2 separate regions of the Homo sapiens genome follow, and region 1 is linked to region 2. The links are chromatin loops, found by intact Hi-C in ENCODE. Cell type or tissue: ascending aorta. All regions are shown on one strand. Each heading gives the region's core, and the rest is flanking DNA. Links, peaks and the distances in the headings are about the cores only.

Region 1 (9,607 bases), core at 1,608-9,607, 1.2 Mb before region 2:
TACCTGATAATAAATGACAACAAGAATAATAGCTAACACTTGTAGCTGGTAAGGGTCTTATAATGGTCTATACTTGTGCTGTCCGAGAAAGTAGCCACCACCTACATGTGGCTACTTGAAATGCAGCTAGTCTGAACTGAGATGTGCTGGAAATGTAAAATACACATCAGATTTCAAAGACTGAATAAAAAACAAAATGTGAGATATCCATTACTAATCTTTTATGCTGACTACATTTTGAAATTATAATCTTGGGCCGGGCGCAGTGGCTCACGCCTGTAATCCCAGCACTTTGGGAAGCCGAGGTGGGCAGATCACGAGGTCAGGAGTTCAGGACCAGCCTGACCAACATGGTGAAACCCCGTCTCTACTAAAAATACAAAAATTAGCCGGGCCTGTTGGCGCATGCCTTTAATCCCAGCTACTCGGGAGGCTGAGGCAGGAGAATCGCTTGAATCCGGGAGGCGGAGGTTGCAGTGAGCCAAGATCACGCCACTGCACTCTAGCCTGGGCAATGGAGTGAGACTCCATTTCCAAAAAAAAAAAAAGAAATTATAATCTTTTGGATGTTATCAGATTCAAGAAAATATATTACTAAAATTAATTTCACTCTTTTTGCCTTGTAAAAATGTGGCTACCATAAAAAAATTACATTGTGGCTTGCATTATATTTCTGTAGAACAGTACTGGTCTATACATTAAGTTAAACTCTTAAAATGATGCATATGATAGTCTAGAAAGTACTATTACTATTTACATTTTATAGGAAATAGGCCCAGGGAGGCTAAATAACTTACCTGAGGTCATACAGCTCCTAAACAGCAGTTTCTAGGTTAAATCTAAGCCGCCTGTGTTCCTAACCACTCCATTACGCTGACACTGGTATGTATTGCATATATATATACGAACACAGCACACAGCATATATGGTGATTGTGACAGAACACTCACAGCCATATACCCAAGGGCCAAATGGCAAGATTAAAAGTTCGTGTCACTAATGCCAACAGACACACAGTCATACAAAGACTAACATGTTCACACATAGACACAAATTTATAATTACACCCAGTGACAGATAAAAGAATGTAAATGCATAACTAGAAAAATCCCTCTCCACCCAGGCAGCTCCCCTATTCCTAGGTAAACTTATGGACATACCTGGAATAGCTACAAAGACCAATCCTACCTCCAGACAGGCAAACGAATCCTACTACCCTTTCCCTTCCTTCTAGTGACACTTTGCGTGGGCAGGTACAGTGTGTGAGGCCTCACCAAGTGAAAAAAGGAGGGAATGGAGTAAAGGTGACCTAACAGCACTTGCCCTGGGAGAGGAAAGGGCTCAAGAGGAAGAGAGGCAGGAACACAGAACCTGTGTTCTAGGTTCTTCCTCCTTCCTCCACTCTGCCCCAGTGTTGGGGGCAGGGTAACAATTCACAAAAAGGGTGTTCAGGCAAATACCTGTCATTCCTACTGAGGCCACAGGCACTGTCTTCCCATGATGGGAAGGGCTATGCTCAAAGGTAAGCCTATTGCCAAGCGAGAAGGTAACAGGCAATAGAGGAAACAGGAGACCCTGCCAGTTGGAATACCGTAGGCTTTCTGAGCTGCTCCATCCCACTGCCCCTACAAGTTCAGAACAGCATCATTTCTCCCCTGAACTATGTGGAGTAGGCTCCCAACTCCCTCCAATCCATCTTCCACGTAGCAACCACAGAGATTTTTCTGTTAGCACAGATTTTTCTGAAACACAGAGCATTTCCCTGTCTTGCCTAAAGGCTCTTCTTGATAAGTTGACTTCTGCTTACATCTTCGACCACATCCTCACAAAACTCTTTGTTCCAGTCAAACTGATTCACTTCAGTTCCTCAGACACCATGATCTTTCATGCTTCCCCACCTTGAACATGCTGTTCCCTTTGGCTGGAATGCCTGTCTCTTCTCCTGCCTCACACAGCTCAGTGTCACCTTTTGGAGGGCTGCCTGAACCCCTCCAGGCCTGTGCTTTCCTTACACTTTTATCTTGATCAGCGGGTCTCGAAGTATAGAAATGCAAATTATTAGACTTCACCCCAGATCTACTGAATCAGAAATTCTGGGCATTAGGTCCAGCAATCTGTTTTTCTTTTTCTCACTCTGTCACTCAGGCTGGTTTTGAACTCCTGGACTCACGCGATCCTCCTGCCTCAGCCTTCCAAACTGTTGGGATTACAGGTGTGAGCCATCGTGGCTGGCTAGCAATCTGTATTTCAACAAGCCCTCTGGTGAGTCTGATGTGCGCCTGAATTTAAGAACCACTGATCTTGACAACACACTATGTGTTGACTGGCGTTTTTGTTTCCCTCCTTAGGCTGTAAGCAGCTTAAGGACAGGGACTCTGTCTTATCTCCAGTGCCAGGACAATAGGAGATGGAGTAGGTGCTCAATAAACACTTGCTGAACAGATTCTAAGGCTGTATACCCACCCATAGAGCCACAGTTAATGACAGAGATGGCGGTTCTGATCACAAATTAGATAGTTATCCTCTTGAGTAGAAGTGACTACTAAAAGAAGTCACTGAGAAAGTAACGAACACACCAAGCCTAATGGTAACCGACTCTGAATAGATACATGCAATACATAGCCATAATGAAGGCAGAGTAACAATAATCAGGAAGAGGTCATCTCACAAGAGAAATGTACCGAATGGGATCAAGATGCCACAGGGAAAGATGCTGCTCTCATCAAATGTGTGCCAACAGTGCAAAGAATGGAGGATAATGTCCATAAATAAATACCAACAATGGGGTTCACAGCAGGATTGACCCTGTGACATGCATTGAGCTCATGGACACAGACTGTACACAGCCACTGGAAAGATAATGTTTGTGTAGAGAGGTATGGGCCAGGGAGGTCACCAAGGTAAGGCATGCAGGGATGGTTCTTTGCAGACCTGGAGACCCAGTTACCTTCTTCTCTTAACACTTGATATTAAGTGACCCTCTTTGGAGAACAAAAGTCCAAGGATTTAGAAATGCAATGGAGGGCCAAATTTAATGAGCATACGGCTCACAAAATATACTGATGACAAATTTATAACACACATTCTATGGTCCTGTTACATCAGTGTATCATGCAAAGGCGCATACACATGTGTTCTGTGAACTGTGACTGGGAAAACACAGCAAACAGGCCAATTCAGTCAGACATCAGAGTGTGGGGTATTCAGCCAAGCCATGGGATCCCACACATGAAGACTACTGCAAATGGTAGGACCATGGACATGTCAGCCAAAGCAAAATAAGGTATATAACCTTCACATGCTGAAATAAACATGCCAAAACATAAAATGTGCAAGTAACATGAAATTATAGAACAGGTGCAATATATGAAAACTCACACACATGCGGTACTTAAAACATGTCAAAACTGGATGTGAGACATGGACACAAGAATGAAGAATGGGCAATTCTGATAGAAAATAACACACCATTTCTACACAGCCTATGGATAGCATTGGGACAACCTAGTTGCACACAAGCCATTAAACATGTCAAAGGCACACAGACTCAATGTAGAAAACATGGCTCCCATAAGGCATTTGTGTGTCAGTAAGGGTCTAGCAGTGTGGAAGGCCACTGAGAAACAAGAGGTCCTGTGCCTAGATGGAAACAGAGGCACCTAAGGGTATTCCTAAGAGGCAAATTCTGCTGGCCTTCTCCCCTCATGACCCTTCAAGAGTCATGTGGGGTCAAAGGGCAAGAAAAGGAATTGGGGAAGGTGTAGGGAATTCCCTCTCCAGGATTCCCTGTGCACGCTCCCAGTCCCAAATTCACAAGGGTTTCCATTTCTCCTCCCTCCCAGGTCTCTTCCATCCTTCCTCCCTCTCAGGTCCCCTCTCCTATCCCCAGCAACCCTCTTCCCAGTCGGCCCCTCTCCTTTCCCCAGCAACCCTCTCCCCCAGTCGGCCCTCCCAGACCCAATCTCTCCCCTTCCCCTCATCCTAGTCGCTTTCAGCACCCTCTTCCCTCCTCCTCCCATCCCTTTCCCGCCCACACCTCAGAGGGGTAGGGGGCCTGGGGGGCTGGCCCCCTCCCCAGCCAGGCTGCGGCAGCGGTGGTGGCGGATGGCTGTGTCTCTGTCTCTGTCGGGGTGTCGGTGCCAAGGGGGCGACGGGATTTGGGGGTGTCCTAGCCCCGGCCGATGGAGGGGAGGTGGGAGTGGGAGGTTGGGCCCATAGCGGTAGGAATGGTGGGGGGCTGTCCCCCCAGCACCCTCCCTCCCTCCCTTTCTGCTGTCTCTCTGAGGGCTGGGGCTGCTGCCGCCGCTATTCCCCCGCCACCCCTCCCCAACGCCTGCTGGTTTCCGGGGCCGGCCAGGAAGTGGAGGGCGGTGATGGGCAGCCTGTTTTGCCAATCGTCTCCCAGAAACTCTGGCATCTCCTCCCCACATCTACCAGTGTCCTCTTGCGAGCCCCGCCCCAGGGCTCTCCCTCGGTCTTTGCCCCCATCTCTGGCTCCAGCTGCATCTTTTTTTTCTCTAACTCCCTTTCAGCTCTGGATCCCCTGGTGCTGTATTCCTCCTTCCGCACATTCCTTCCTTTATTCTCCATCAGCTCTCTTTTAACTGCCACTTTTACTTGGTCTCTTTTTTTCTCAACTCCGGTTATCTGCTGCTTATTCCCCCCAACTATTCTTAAGGACCCCTTTTCCCGTACCCATTCAATTCTAAACATTTATCAAGCATCTACCTACCATATGACAAGCATTAAGTTCACCTCTCTTCTTTTTCTCTCCAGGACTCCATCTCACTCCATCTCACTCTCCAGTCCTCTGGTCTGGTTTCCTTTGCCCTTTGTCCCTCACTATCTCCCAGCAGTCCAGCTCCCCCCTCCACCTGCCTTCTCTGGCCTTTAAAGAGAAGAGATCTCTTTGGCCTTATCCCTGACCCTTTCCTTTTCCATGCTCTTTTACCTCTGTACCTTTTCTTTCCTACTTCCTTCGTATCAGTCTCCTTACTTGCCCAAGCTGAGACAACCCCTTCTCACAACATACAATATGGGTACATCTTTTCTTCCAATGGAAATTTGGCTTCAGGGGTGCTTTCTAGAAAAATAAAAAGTGAGGAAGAATGCCGATTCCTCTGGAATGCGCGTGCCTCCTTAATTTGGTAGCCATGTATCTAGTTTTCCACCCCCTCTTCTCTTCCTCCACTCCCATTATCCCTTTACTAGGATCATTCCATCACTTCACTCTCCTTCATTTCCACCTTTCCCTCTCAATATCTTCCTTCCTAAACCTCAAGCTTCCTGAATCCTCATCTGCCCCAGTCCTTCTTTACGCAACTGCTAACTTCTCATCTTTCCTTACTCTTGAGTCACATGGGATCTTTTATCAAGGTCCCCCCTCTAGCCACACCTTTACCCTGCATTAGTTTACATGCCCTCGGGAAGAGGATTGGTAGTGGGAGGACTGTTACCTAATTCTGCTCCTTTAGTCACAGTGAGGGTCAGTGATTGTAGGAAAAGCCCAAACTCCCCGGGGTCCAACCTGGGAAGAAGACCCTATTTCTGATGGGCAAATTATAAAGAGGAAAGGGCGGGTCTAGCCTCCGCGGGTCTCCTTAAAAGGGGCGGGCTTTGTCCCTTTTGCACCACTCACAAAGGGGTTGAGCCCAGAGCTTTCCTGCTCTGAAGGTTTAAAACGGAGTTGAAGTCAATCCTGTTCTACTCTGTGTACAACATTAAGAAAGGGGTGGGCCTTTAGTTCAGTTTTGCTCTGTAAATCACCTAATATGGGGAGGGCTGAGTCGTCCAGCCGAATGAGTTGGGTTAACACCAGCGCCGCAGATCGATGTTCCCACTATCCAAACGTCGGGCTAATCCCAGTTCTGCTCCCTTAACTAAAAGGGAGGGGCAGACCCAAGTTCTGCTCTCTACGTCACCAAAGGAGGTTGGAGCCATTTTGAACCCTGCGACCCTAGTGTTTTCCCTCTTTTCCTAGCTCTTCGCCGTCTTTCCCGATGTCGGCCAATCAGGGGAAAAGGAAAAGGCCCAATCAGCAGAAAGTCCACAGCTGAAGGACCCGGATGAAGCGAGCCTAGGACTTTGAAGTGCAAGCCTCGCCAATTGTAGAGCAGTCACCATGGCGACAAGATAGGGGTGAAGAGGTGGAAAAAGAGAAGGTTAAACCCTCACAGGATTGGCCCACCCCCGTCCCGCCGCGTGCTGCGCAGGCGCGTTTTACCTAACCACCATTTTCCGTCAAGTTTTAGCCAATGAGTTGATTTGGAGCCATACGCTCCAAAGTCCAATAGCAATCCGGACATTCTCTAAAAGAGGAAGCGAAGGAAAGAAAGGGGCTTATAGTGGGCGAGGTCTATAGGTAGTCCCGAGCAAATTGCTTATGGCTTTGGTTATGACTGACAACTACTCAGACGAATAAAGCCCTCCTTGGCCAGGCGACAGCGTGTAGCGAGTTATTACCAATCCCTTGGCATTGCACATTGACTTAGACCGTATCAGCCAATAGCCATTGTGCGAAGGCAGGACTGCACTAACCTTTTCCCGCCCCTACCCTTTGGGCCAATCCTTTCTTTTGAATTCTTTGTGACTGGCAGGCATTCAGACCAATAGTGATTAGGAAACCTTGAAGCCTGCCCAACGATCGTGGGCAGGAGGTGGTTTCTGGTTTGTTGGGGCGTGTGTATGTGTATTTGGGGGGACTGAAGGGTACGTGGGGCGAAACAAAACCGGCCATGGCAGCAGCGGAGGAGGAGGACGGGGGCCCCGAAGGGCCAAATCGCGAGCGGGGCGGGGCGGGCGCGACCTTCGAATGTAATATATGTTTGGAGACTGCTCGGGAAGCTGTGGTCAGTGTGTGTGGCCACCTGTACTGGTGAGAATCGAGGAGGGGGGCGGGAGGTGGTGGGTCTCGCTTATATACTGGAGAGGCTAGGAGCGAATAATCATACAGTCATACAGATAATCGGAGGGCACGTTCCCATAGGTGAAGCCCGACAGGAGACATAAGACTTTGCTGGTATGTGTGGGTGGGAGTATAACGGTCGAGATCTGTGGAAAGAAAGGTCTTAGGAACCAGGAGCTGAGGCACGTGATGTGCTGAGAAGAGAAGGTGGGGCGGGGAGTGGCAGGACAATGTGAGACCCGAGCCACCTTACCCCAGAGAAGTGAGGGGTCTTAGCTGTGCAGGTGGAAACAAGTGAGACACAAAGGTTAAGGGAGGCACGCATCAGTTGAGTCGGGGAGAACCAGGAAATATGGATCACATTCAGATGAGATCTGGGAGGGGGCTGGTATAAGGGCACTGTGGAGAGGCAGACTTGAAAGGTTAAAGGGTCATAAAGATAGGGACATTATTGAGCTTGAAAGTGAGTAATGGGGGAATGTGCTAGTAAAGGGGTTTGGTTTGGAGTGATGGGGTTGGGGTTGAAAAGAGGAGACCCAGAAAGAGGTGGCTGAAGGAAATTAGAAATTAACTTGAAAGGCAGAAAAGAGAGGGCACGAAAATTTGTATGTGTTTGTTGGGGAGAGGAGAAAGGAGAGGGTTGAGTGTGTTGAGGATGGACAGAGCTTTAGGTGTTGGAAGATCAGACAAGCAGGAAGGCTAACTAAGTTGGCTGGCATGGTAGAGGTTGCAGAAAATCTGAAAAGCAACAGCAGGTTGCTTGGGAAGAGGGGTTAGATGGGATTCTGCGAAGTCTAGGGTCTGTGTCTCTCTTTTCTGTAGCTAGTTTGACCTTTTTTTTTTTTTCTCCCCCATCCAGTTGGCCATGTCTTCATCAGGTGCGTACTCAGGAGATGAAGAGGGAAATGGGGAGGTCTGAGGAGCTGTAAGACCCTCTTGTATACTGGAAACCACCTTTTTTCTCCCCAGTGGCTGGAGACACGGCCAGAACGGCAAGAGTGTCCAGTATGTAAAGCTGGGATCAGCAGAGAGAAGGTTGTCCCGCTTTATGGGCGAGGGAGCCAGAAGCCCCAGGATCCCAGGTGAGAGACTGGAGGTGTTGCTTAGGGAAGATTGAAGGCTTCTGCCCTTGGAAAACGGTGTGGAAGATGGGAGGAGAAAAATCCCTGTTAACTTTCTCTCTCCACTTCCTCAGATTAAAAACTCCACCCCGCCCCCAGGGCCAGAGACCAGCTCCGGAGAGCAGAGGGGTGAGTCTTCTTGTCCAGTTGTGTCCCTTCCTTGACAGATTTGCCGGCTTCCTGTCTGACTTTTTCTGCCTCCCTAGGGATTCCAGCCATTTGGTGATACCGGGGGCTTCCACTTCTCATTTGGTGTTGGTGCTTTTCCCTTTGGCTTTTTCACCACCGTCTTCAATGCCCATGAGCCTTTCCGCCGGGGTACAGGTAAGAGTCACACTCAGCTCCCATCAGGGAGCCCTGTGAATCCCCTCAGGCCCCCTCCCAGCCTAGGAGCATATGCTTCCACAGCTTTCCTCTCTCCCACAGGTGTGGATCTGGGACAGGGTCACCCAGCCTCCAGCTGGCAGGATTCCCTCTTCCTGTTTCTCGCCATCTTCTTCTTTTTTTGGCTGCTCAGTATTTGAGCTATGTCTGCTTCCTGCCCACCTCCAGCCAGAGAAGAATCAGTATTGAGGGTCCCTGCTGACCCTTCCGTACTCCTGGACCCCCTTGACCCCTCTATTTCTGTTGGCTAAGGCCAGCCCTGGACATTGTCCAGGAAGGCCTGGGGAGGAGGAGTGAAGTCTGTGCATAGATGGGAGAGCCTTCTGCTCAGAGGCTCACTCAGTAACGTTGTTTAATTCTCTGCCCTGGGGAAGGAGGATGGATTGAGAGAATGTCTTTCTCCTCTCCTAAGTCTTTGCTTTCCCTGATTTCTTGATTTGATCTTCAAAGGTGGGCAAAGTTCCCTCTGACTCTTCCCCCACTCCCCATCTTACTGATTTAATTTAATTTTTCACTCCCCAGAGTCTAATATGGATTCTGACTCTTAAGTGCTTCCGCCCCCTCACTACCTCCTTTAATACAAATTCAATAAAAAAGGTGAAATATATTGATGGGATCTCTTCCCAAGTTCGCCCCCACCCCCGACAGAAGCATCTTCTCCCCAACTTGAGTAGATGTTTGGTATAGTATGGTGAAGTATGGGGGTGAGTCCCTTTCCTTCAGGGCCCTCAAGGGTATAGGGGTGAGGTTGTGTCTCATACACACACACAGACACACAAGAGCAAGATGTGTCAGGTGTTTAATCATCATTGTGGGGGGCTCTGGTTGTAGAAGAAAGCTTGGCAAGGTGGGGTTATACAGGAGAGAGATTATACAGGAGAGAGTTGGTCTGAGGCCAGAACAGTTCAAGGGAAAAAGAAAAGGGAGCTGATGGATGGGATCTGTCTGTGGGCCCCTCAAGGCCCTCCAGTACTACTCTCGCCTGCCTCAGGTTCCTCCGACTGATTCAGTTCTGCACGCTCCTCCTCTTCCTCCTGGTTTTCTGGGGCCTTCCTGAGGAGAAAGATTGGGGGGAATGCGGCACGTTGTCGTTCCACCCCCCGACCCCTCTTCGCTTGCTGCCTGGAAGCCCTAGGTCTGAGGGGTCTGGCTTTCTCCACTCACCTCTCCTCTCCTCGGCGTTGCCGCCTTTGCCACA
Region 2 (8,589 bases), core at 1-8,000:
ATCACCTCAGTGTTTGCTGTAAGAAGAAATACTTTGATTTTGATCGTGAGATCCTCCCCTTCACTTCTGAGAATTGGGACAGTTTGCTCCTGGGGGAGGTAAGGGGTAGTGCAGTTTTGGGGGTTGGGATGGGACAGGGAGATGTAGCGGAAAGGGGAAGAGAAGAAATCACTGCTCCCCTGGCCCCATTTTTCTTCATTTCTCCCAGCTTTCAGACACCCCCAAAGGAGAACGTTCTTCCAGGCTCCTCTCTGCTCTTAACAGCCACAAGGACCGGTGAGTTGGAGGGAAGAGGAGGCAAGGATGAGGCTCGGAAAGAGATGGAGAGTGGAAGCCTGGAAGGGGAGGGGCTTGCAACCCACCTGGAAGACTGTGACTGAAAAGGATTGAGGAATGGCGTAAGGAGGAACCGTTTTTTACAGCACTGACCCTATATCATTTCTCTTCTTGCCCCAGTTTCATTTCAGGGAGAGAGATTAAGAAGAGGAAATGTTTGTTTGGTCTCCATGCTCGGATGCCTCCCCCTGTGGAGCCCCCTACTGGAGATGGAGCACTCACCAGGTCACTGGTCCAGGGGGGATGGGGGAAATTCTCAGGGTGTTAGTCCTGGGGGGTATATGTATAGAGATGGGGAGGTCTTGGGGGTGTCCGGGAGGGGGCTGGGGGGATAAGGAGGCCTCTTACAGCTTCCCTTCAGGGCAGGGCCCTGGGGGAGGGGTCTCACGTCCCCTGGGGAAGCGCCGGAGGCCGGAGCCAGAGCCCCTGAGGAGGAGGCAGAAGGGGAAAGTGGAGGAGCTGGGGCCACCCTCAGCAGTGCGCAATCAGCCCGAGCCCCAGGAGCAGAGGGAGCGGGCTCATCTGCAGAGGGCACTGCAGGTACTGGAGCAGGGGGAACCCGATGGAGCAAATGGTGGGGTGTGGGAAGGAGTCAAGGATTATCTCTCAGTCCTTTGCCCCCTCTTCTAGGCCTCAGTGTCTCCACCATCCCCCAGCCCTAACCAGAGTTACCAGGGCAGCAGCGGCTACAACTTCCGGCCCACAGATGCCCGCTGCCTGCCCAGGTCAGTGCTCCTCTGCCCCTCCCCCACAAAATATGCTCCCAATTATTCACATCTTCTGGACTTTATCACCCAGAATTCTTTTCCCTCTCCCCCTTGGCTACCCACTTCTTGGCCTAGACCGACTTCTAGAACTAGTGTCTGGTAGCCAGTATTCTGGGGAAGGGAGTCCCTTGGGGGTAGTGTTTGAGCTCTGCACTTCCCAGGGGGAGAAGGTCCTGTTCCCCTGCTTCAGGTCCTGACTTTCCCCACTCCAACCCCAGCAGCCCCATCCGGATGTTTGCTTCCTTCCACCCTTCTGCCAGCACCGCAGGGACCTCTGGGGACAGTGGACCCCCAGACAGGTGAGATTCTGTCTTCTATTACCAGTGATGCTCTTCTTCCCCTCTATGTGCTCAAGGCTCTTAGTCTCTAACACTGTTTCTCTGATTCACATGTGCTCTCCATTTCTGCCCATTTCTTACAATTGCCTTCTCTCCCTAGGTCACCCCTGGAACTTCACATTGGTTTCCCCACAGACATCCCTAAAAGTGCCCCCCACTCGATGACTGCCTCATCTTCCTCAGTTTCATCCCCATCCCCAGGTCTTCCTAGACGCTCAGCACCCCCTTCTCCCCTGTGCCGTAGTTTGTCTCCTGGGACTGGGGGAGGAGTCCGAGGTGGGGTTGGTTACCTGTCCCGAGGGGACCCTGTCCGGGTCCTTGCTCGGAGAGTACGGCCTGATGGCTCTGTGCAGTACCTGGTTGAGTGGGGAGGAGGGGGCATCTTCTGAACAGCCTGCCTCTGCCCAGCTCCCCATTCACACACACCGGCACTTTCATACCCTGACCTCTGACCTCACCTACAGCTGGGATGTACCTGGAGAGATAGGGGGTAGTTCTCCCTACTGCCCAGGCTGGAATCCAAGAGTGGGGAGTGGGGAAGAGGCCCTCTTCTCTACCCTCCTTCATGATTCCTGACCCCTCCCATCCTTCCCATTTCCTTTGATGTTATTTTGTTACAGCTTTTTAAATATTTTTTAAAATTATTTAACCCCTGGGGGCAGAGACTGAGGAGGGAGGATGATAAGGGATCCCGGACTCTGTATGATTGAAATAAAGAGAAATAAACAAATCTAGCAGCTCTGAGTCATTCTGAAAGATGTAGAGAATACAGGGACTAGAAGCACTTATATTCTCCCAACAAATTTGCATACATGACAAAAAACAGGCAAAAGGCAGAGAGACCCAAAGACGGGATTTATTGGGGGCCCAGTCATCACCTGGAAGTCAGAAGGCGTTGAAGTATCGCGGGGATCTTCATGATGAGCAGGAACAGGGCTCATCATGGCAGGACTGTGATAGAGTCAGAAACTGACTCTGTGACCTGGCGCACCCACTGCAGGTACGGAAAGTTCCCCTGTTCCACAGGCAATGCAATTACCTCGGCCACTTCGTAAGGGTGCACAGAACTACAAAATAGGTGGGTGGGGGAAGGGGATCACTCAAAGATTTACCCAAAAGAACCCACTCCCTTACACGCAAGCCCTAGACTGCCCAGCAAGTCACACCCACACAGTACACACCCTCACCCCATCCATCTCAAAGTTCTCACCGAACAAAATCTGTCAAAGCTGGGACCAAGGAACTTTGGGTTTTAATCATCTAAGGGACAAAGATAAACATGGTTGAATCAAGGAGTGGGATTGAGTTCAGTTTCTCAGAAGAGGGGTAAGGGCTAAAGGGGTCAGGGATTGGGGATATTTTGTTGGGTGGGGGAAATGTTTCTCACCATCAGCACCTCACTGTCTTCCTCGATCTTCCCTTTCCACTCATAGCTGAAAGGTCAGAGGGGGAGAGTTGTGGGGAGCAAAGAATTTCCCCCAGGAAAGAGGTTCCCAGTCAGCTCCTACAGTTAGGTTAACCCCCCAACTCCTATGACTCACATGGATGTAATCTGAGGGATGAGGTTGACGCAGGCTGCTAGGCGCTTCTCCACCACGGCCCTGGAGTGAAGAGACAGTCCCATTCAGAGTACCCCATAACCCCAGTTTTTGTACTGGCAGCCCAGAGACAGGCTTCCAGAGCTGGAGAAAGGAGAAAGCAGCACTCTTCTGCCCCACCCCCAACTGTCCCTTCATGATCATCCTTTCTCGCTGCACATCGAGGTCCCTACCTGGCGATCTCCTTGGCGACCTTCTCGTTGGGGCAAGTAACAAAGGCTGCAGAGACCGAGCCCGGAACGTAGCCAGAGCCGGAATCCGAGGCCGGCGAGGGCTGGGTCGGAGGGCTTCCAGAGGCCATGGTCAGCAAGACTCGGGGTAGCAACAAAAGGCGGGAGGCCACAGGCAGCAGCGCCGGCATCCAAACAAAAGACAGGAGCAGAGAGGCCTGAGAGCAGGAGGCGAATTCGATCTCTCCTCACAAACAGCCCAGGAAATTACACCCGGGGAAGCCTTCGCTTAGATCCTCAGGCTCTGCCCTCCCTCTGATGCACCCCCGAAGAATGCCCCTGAAGGTGAGAGAGAAACTTGGAAAATAAAGCAAAAGCTCATTTCACTCACACCTCAGGGGGCCAACCTCTGGGATTTAGGGTGCGGGTAGCGGTCGAGGCTTCGAGGACCGGAAGGGGCGGGGCGGGGCCGGTCACTCACCACTCCGCCGAGCAGGACCGCGGGAGCCCGCCCCCCACTCATGCGGCCTACGCTGGTACAGGAGAGTTGATCTCAAAGGCCACACGTCACACGGAGAAACAACCCCAGGAAGAGCGGCCTCTTCTTACCTGGGTGGCAGCCACGTGATTAGAAAACAGCGCGCACCATGTGACAGTAGAAGAAGGACCACCTGCGCCTCCAGAGCCAGCCAATCCCGACCCTATCATGGCGCGGTTTGCCCACCTCCTGATGAAGGAGGAGCCATGGGAGACTTGACCAATCGACTACCGCATCTGCAGACGTGCGCGGAAATGGCACGCCCGTTTCCGTGTGAACCCGAAACTGCCACTTGCTGGCTGAGGAGAGCCGCTGCGGCGTTCCACTGTCACGTGAGGGGGCCGGTCCTCTTCGGCGGCGGCACTCAGTGAGTGACGCCAAGTGGCCAATCACAGGCCAGCCTCGCAGGCCACGTGAGGCGAGAGCTGGTTCCAGGAAAGGGGGGCCAGAGACCCCGCAGAGTCGATGCGTCAGGCTGTGGAGTGGGGAATCATCCTTAAACCCCACAATGTGCCTAGTGACCTCCCCTGCACTGTTTCCGAGGTCTTAAGGAGTGGGAGGGTCTGAGAAGGACCCTTCACCCCAAACTCAGGGGTTAAGAGAGCGCCCCCTGCCCTTTTAGTTGGGCAGAGATATGCCTGGGTTTGGGAATGAACAACGGTGATCTAGAAGCCCGCTGTCCCTGGGTAGCAGGGAGTGATTAGGCAGGCACGGGCATGGCAAGACAATAGCTAGCTGAGGAAAGAAGCATTTTAAAACAGAGCGAGACCCTGTGGTAGAGGATGGTGAAAATGGGGCCTAGCCATCTTAATTGAAAACCCAAAGCTTGAGACAGACTACTGAATCAGAGGGAAGGAGAACGAGGGCTGCAGGATGGGGACAGTGGTGATGGTCCTTCTGTCCCCTCTTCCCTGCCTATTCCACTCCCCAGGATTGGTCCACCTCTCAGCCTCGGGTCTCCTTTCCCTAACCCATCCCCCAAGGAGCCAGGACCTGCCCTACATAACTTCCCTGGGGCCCAAGCACATCCTGTGACCCAAAAATGGAGAGAGGGGCCAATGAGAGGCAGAGAGGTGGGAGGAGGTGCAGAGAAAAAAGCTCTTGCCACTGCCCCCACCCAATATTTCCCCTCCCTTCAAGGTCTGAGGTCATTGGTCTGGTGGTGGGGATGCCTCGGAGTTTCCCAGGCTGACGTCAGGGTTATACCTCTCGGAGGTTCTAGGGCAGGGAAGTGGGGAGGGGAGGTTCCCTGAGATCTCTGTCTTTGAGTTTGGAGTTTGTCTCTGAGACAGATTTCGGAGGGGTCTTTCAGTATTTGTGTGGAGATCTTTCTTAGGATTGAGTTTCCTTTTATGCTTCTGGTTTGGGGGGTTTCTATGTTTCAGGGTCTGTGGTCGCACTCTGAGGTCTTTCGAAGTCTTCTTCATGAATTTTGGGTCTCTGAGTTGTCCATCTCCGGACCAGCTGAAGTCTCTATCTCCCCTTAAGTCAGGAGTGTCTCTGTCTCTAAGTTATCAGTCTCTGAGATCTGAGTCTGGGGTCTCTTTCTAGGTCTGAGTTCTCTAAGCTCTAATTCTACATCTGGCTCTTTCTGAATCTGGGCCTCATCTTTTTCTGAGTCTAGGTCTCAGGTCCTGGTCCCTGAAATCATCATCTCAGGGTCTGGAGTCTAAGATATCTGTAGGTATGGAGAACCCTTTTTAGACTGGATTTTCAGATTTTGATATTGAGCTTCTCTCTCTGGGGGATCTGGGGTCGTTTTTTCCTCAAATCAGGAGTCTCTTTTCCTCTAGATTTTGGCCCTGTGTCTCAAATTACCCCACAGTGGGGGGTGGTGAAGTATCTTTCTCTGTGGGTCTAGGGTCTCTCTGTCTCAGGGTCTGGGGTCTGCATCTTTAGGACCTCTGTCTCTCTCTGGTGTGTTTTTGAGTCAGGGGTCTCTCTCTCTCTCACAATCTGGGCCTCCCGGAGTAGGGGTGGGGGCTGCAGAGTCTCTCCCTCCTCCTCCTCCTCCTGCTCTCTTCGCTCTCGCTCGCTCCCCCGCCCCCCCTCTCTCTCGGCTGCCGCTGCTGCCGTTGGCTCTTATTCTCCTCCTCCTCCTCCTCTCTCCTCCTCTCTGCTTCTCTCTGCTCCTCTCTCCTCCTCTCTCCTCCTCCTCCTCCTCCACCTCCTCCTCCTTCTCCCCCTCTTTCTCCCCCTCTTTCTCTCTTCTTTCTCCCCCGTCCCCCCGCCCCCTCCCCCCAGGCCTGATGAGCAGGTCTCGAGCCTCCATCCATCGGGGGAGCATCCCCGCGATGTCCTATGCCCCCTTCAGAGGTACGTGGTGGGGGGAGGGGGAGGGCCATATGGGGGGCAACAGGGGGAGGGGCAGGGGGCGGGGGAGAGTCGGGGCCGAGGGAAGGGAGCGGCTGAAATGGAGGGAGAGGGGAGGACCGGGAAGGCAGGGGTGGGAGCAACCGGGAAGGAGGGATTGGAGGCCAGAGGGATAGGGGTAGATAAGGGATGGAGGGGCCAGGAAATGGGCCTTGAAAGGGGGCTGAAGGGAAAATGATGAAGGGGAAAGAAAGCGCCAGAAAGGGGTGGGAAGGTAGAAGGATTGGGTTGGGGAAAAAGCTGCAGAAATAATTTGGGGGTGGGAGCTGAGTGATGAGGAAAACATCAAGGAAATAGAGGGACAGAGTCTTGGGAGAGGGGCTAGGAAGGAGAAATGAAAACATAGGGGTGAAAAGAGAAGCCAAGAAGATGTGGGGGGATAATTTGGTGGGGGACTCAGAGTATGGTAAGGGGCGGAAAAAGAGAGGAGGATGGAGGGAGAGAAGGGGCCAGATGGAGAGAGAGGGAGGCAGTGGGGGGTGGGGGGATGGAGGGTCCAGATGGAGGGAAGAGAGAAGAGAGAGGGAACGGTGGGGGAGGGGAGACCAGGGCAGGGGGAGGGCCAAATTATGTGTGCTTGGGGGGGTGGCAGTACAAGTAAGATGAAATGATGGGAGTAGGGGACAGGTTAGGATCCTGCCCCAGACTCTGACCCTCTTAAAGGCTCTTGACCAGTAAAATGTAACCTCTGGGGTCTTAATGCTGTCTTCACTTCATCACTTTTACCCCCTTCCCCCACCCCTCCAATCCTTATTTCCATTCCCCCTCCCTCCTCTGCTGTCCATCACCTATATCTTTCCCCCCATATGGTGTCCGTTCCTTATATGAGTCCCCCTTCTGTCCTTCCCCTATATCAGTCCCCTCTCTGGTGTTCATTGCCTCTCTCTTATCTCTTTTCTATGTGGTCGCTCCCTTATATCTCTATCACTTCTTTACTAGTCCGTCTTGACCCCTTCTCATAGCCTCCGCATTAGGTCTGCCTCCTTTGCTCTGACACATGTCCAGTCGAGCCCTTCAGGTGTATTCCCTTGCCCCTGGGCATTTACCATCATTTCTGCCTCCTTTTCTATCTACTCCTATTATTTGTCTCCCAGACCATTCCTTGTCACCACAAGTCTGTGCCTACCCACTTTCCCTTAATACCTCAACTCTTATTATCATTTCTCTTTTCTTGTCTCCTCTACTTATTGGGGTGTTGGAGATTTGGGGTACAAAGACACAGGTTTTGATGATTAGAACAAGGGATCCCCATCTCAGCCCTTGAGGGATTTCTCATCCTAGTAAAAATTTCCCGTTTCTCAGCCATGTTGCTCTGCCTCTTGCATCTGCCTCCCAGAATCATTCTTCACCAAGTCCAGACAGTATGTGTGTGTGTGTTTCTAGAGTTGTTCCTAAGTTCCCTGCTGCCAGGAGAAAGATGCCCTCTGAAGTCTAACCCGCCTCCCTTGGCTGCAGCCTGAACCAGCCCTTTCCCCAAATGCTTATGTGTATCAACAGATTTCTCCTCTGGGTATACCAAGTGTCTAAGTGCGGTGGGCATGTTGCCTGCAATGTCTGTAGTTTCAGAGGCTAGGTATTGGTGATCTCTGTATCTAGAGAACATTAGTTAGTCTCTGAGATGGGTTGAGATAGAGTTTCAAAGTATGTGGTTTCTAAATGGTGGACATTCTGAGGGTTCATCGCTCACTGTGATCTGGAGGTTGGGTAAATTTGAGAGACATATTTATAGACAGAAAAGGGCTGAATTTGCAAAACTCTGCTACTCAGTGCATTCTGTTGGAATGAAGCTCAAAGACCAGTTCTCCTGCAGTATACTCATGGTTATCCCATAAAGGTGACAGAGTTTGATCTTTTTTCCATCTAAAATCTGATACCTTAAGCCTAATTTCTAGCTCTTTGCTGTCGCCAATGTGACATCTCTCTTACTTCAATAGGGCCTGTGTGGCATTGGGGTTTAAAGGAGAGGCAGTTTGCAGGGAGAGCGGCATGGCAAGAACAACAGAGCTGGGGAAGGAGGACCCTGGTCTCATCTCAGCCATAGGCGACACTTGGTCTACTGTTCTCTCTTCTCAAAGTTTTGTTCCCATCTCCAGCTCTTGTCTTTGGAGGCCCCTCTGTGTCACCAGGCCTGGATATTCCATTCTTTCCCCCTGACATCTTTCTTCCTCAAGCTCCTCACTGTGCCTTGAGAAGGCTCCTGACCTATGGAGTGGCTTCCATCCTGTCCACTGAGACTAGGTGGGGTGAGGTGGTGGGGGCAGTGTTGAATCTCTGGGCACTGAATGGGAGAAGAGATAAATTTGGTCTCTACTTGTCCAAACAAGGGCATATTTCCCACCTTCTGCCCTGGGGCCTCCACAGCCAGATGCCGACAAAAGCCATCTTCTCCTTACCACCAGAAGAACCAGAACTTTCCCTAAAGGATGAGCAGGGTTGAACTAGGGGAGGAGGGCACAGAGGAGGGAAGAG

Evidence for each region. A loop is a pair of places that touch in the nucleus more often than their neighbours do. Peaks named below come from ENCODE experiments on the same cell type or tissue, not always from the same donor. Only the 100,000 strongest peaks of a DNase experiment are listed, where the experiment ranks them.
Region 1: a loop joins it to region 2, with 5 times the contacts of the local background. A loop is called at or near these places in 2 of 110 quality-filtered maps.

What each region holds. Positions count from the first base shown.
Region 1 is chr6:32,171,778-32,181,384 of GRCh38, forward strand. It overlaps AGPAT1 (1-acylglycerol-3-phosphate O-acyltransferase 1), which reads right to left and starts at 4,307. Exons shown (of 7, transcript NM_006411.4): 1 at 4,037-4,307. RNF5 (ring finger protein 5) reads left to right here and starts at 6,628. Exons shown (of 6, transcript NM_006913.4): 1 at 6,628-6,874; 2 at 7,764-7,782; 3 at 7,874-7,986; 4 at 8,100-8,154; 5 at 8,232-8,349; 6 at 8,452-9,016. The coding sequence starts at 6,735. The coding sequence ends at 8,549. AGER (advanced glycosylation end-product specific receptor) reads right to left here. Exons shown (of 11, transcript NM_001136.5): 10 at 9,574-9,607; 11 at 9,192-9,462. The coding sequence ends at 9,366. MIR6833 (microRNA 6833) reads left to right here and starts at 8,039; the gene lies at 8,039-8,099. RefSeq lists an enhancer at 6,388-6,916. In ascending aorta, for the core only: no CTCF peak of the experiment used is centred there; DNase peaks (open chromatin) are centred at 4,394, 5,604, 6,094 and 6,494; H3K4me3 peaks cover 4,775 bases; H3K27ac peaks cover 4,033 bases.
Region 2 is chr6:33,414,269-33,422,857 of GRCh38, forward strand. It overlaps PHF1 (PHD finger protein 1), which reads left to right. Exons shown (of 15, transcript NM_024165.3): 9 at 1-98; 10 at 209-276; 11 at 457-561; 12 at 687-876; 13 at 967-1,061; 14 at 1,322-1,402; 15 at 1,542-2,171. The coding sequence ends at 1,830. It overlaps CUTA (cutA divalent cation tolerance homolog), which reads right to left and starts at 3,839. Exons shown (of 6, transcript NM_001014840.2): 1 at 3,691-3,839; 2 at 3,213-3,427; 3 at 2,983-3,042; 4 at 2,829-2,874; 5 at 2,652-2,701; 6 at 2,174-2,508. The coding sequence starts at 3,732. The coding sequence ends at 2,382. SYNGAP1 (synaptic Ras GTPase activating protein 1) reads left to right here and starts at 5,797. Exons shown (of 19, transcript NM_006772.3): 1 at 5,797-6,063. The coding sequence starts at 5,997. In ascending aorta, for the core only: CTCF peaks have their summits at 552 (motif pointing left) and 4,335; DNase peaks (open chromatin) are centred at 3,066, 3,384, 3,973 and 5,793; H3K4me3 peaks cover 4,465 bases; H3K27ac peaks cover 6,098 bases.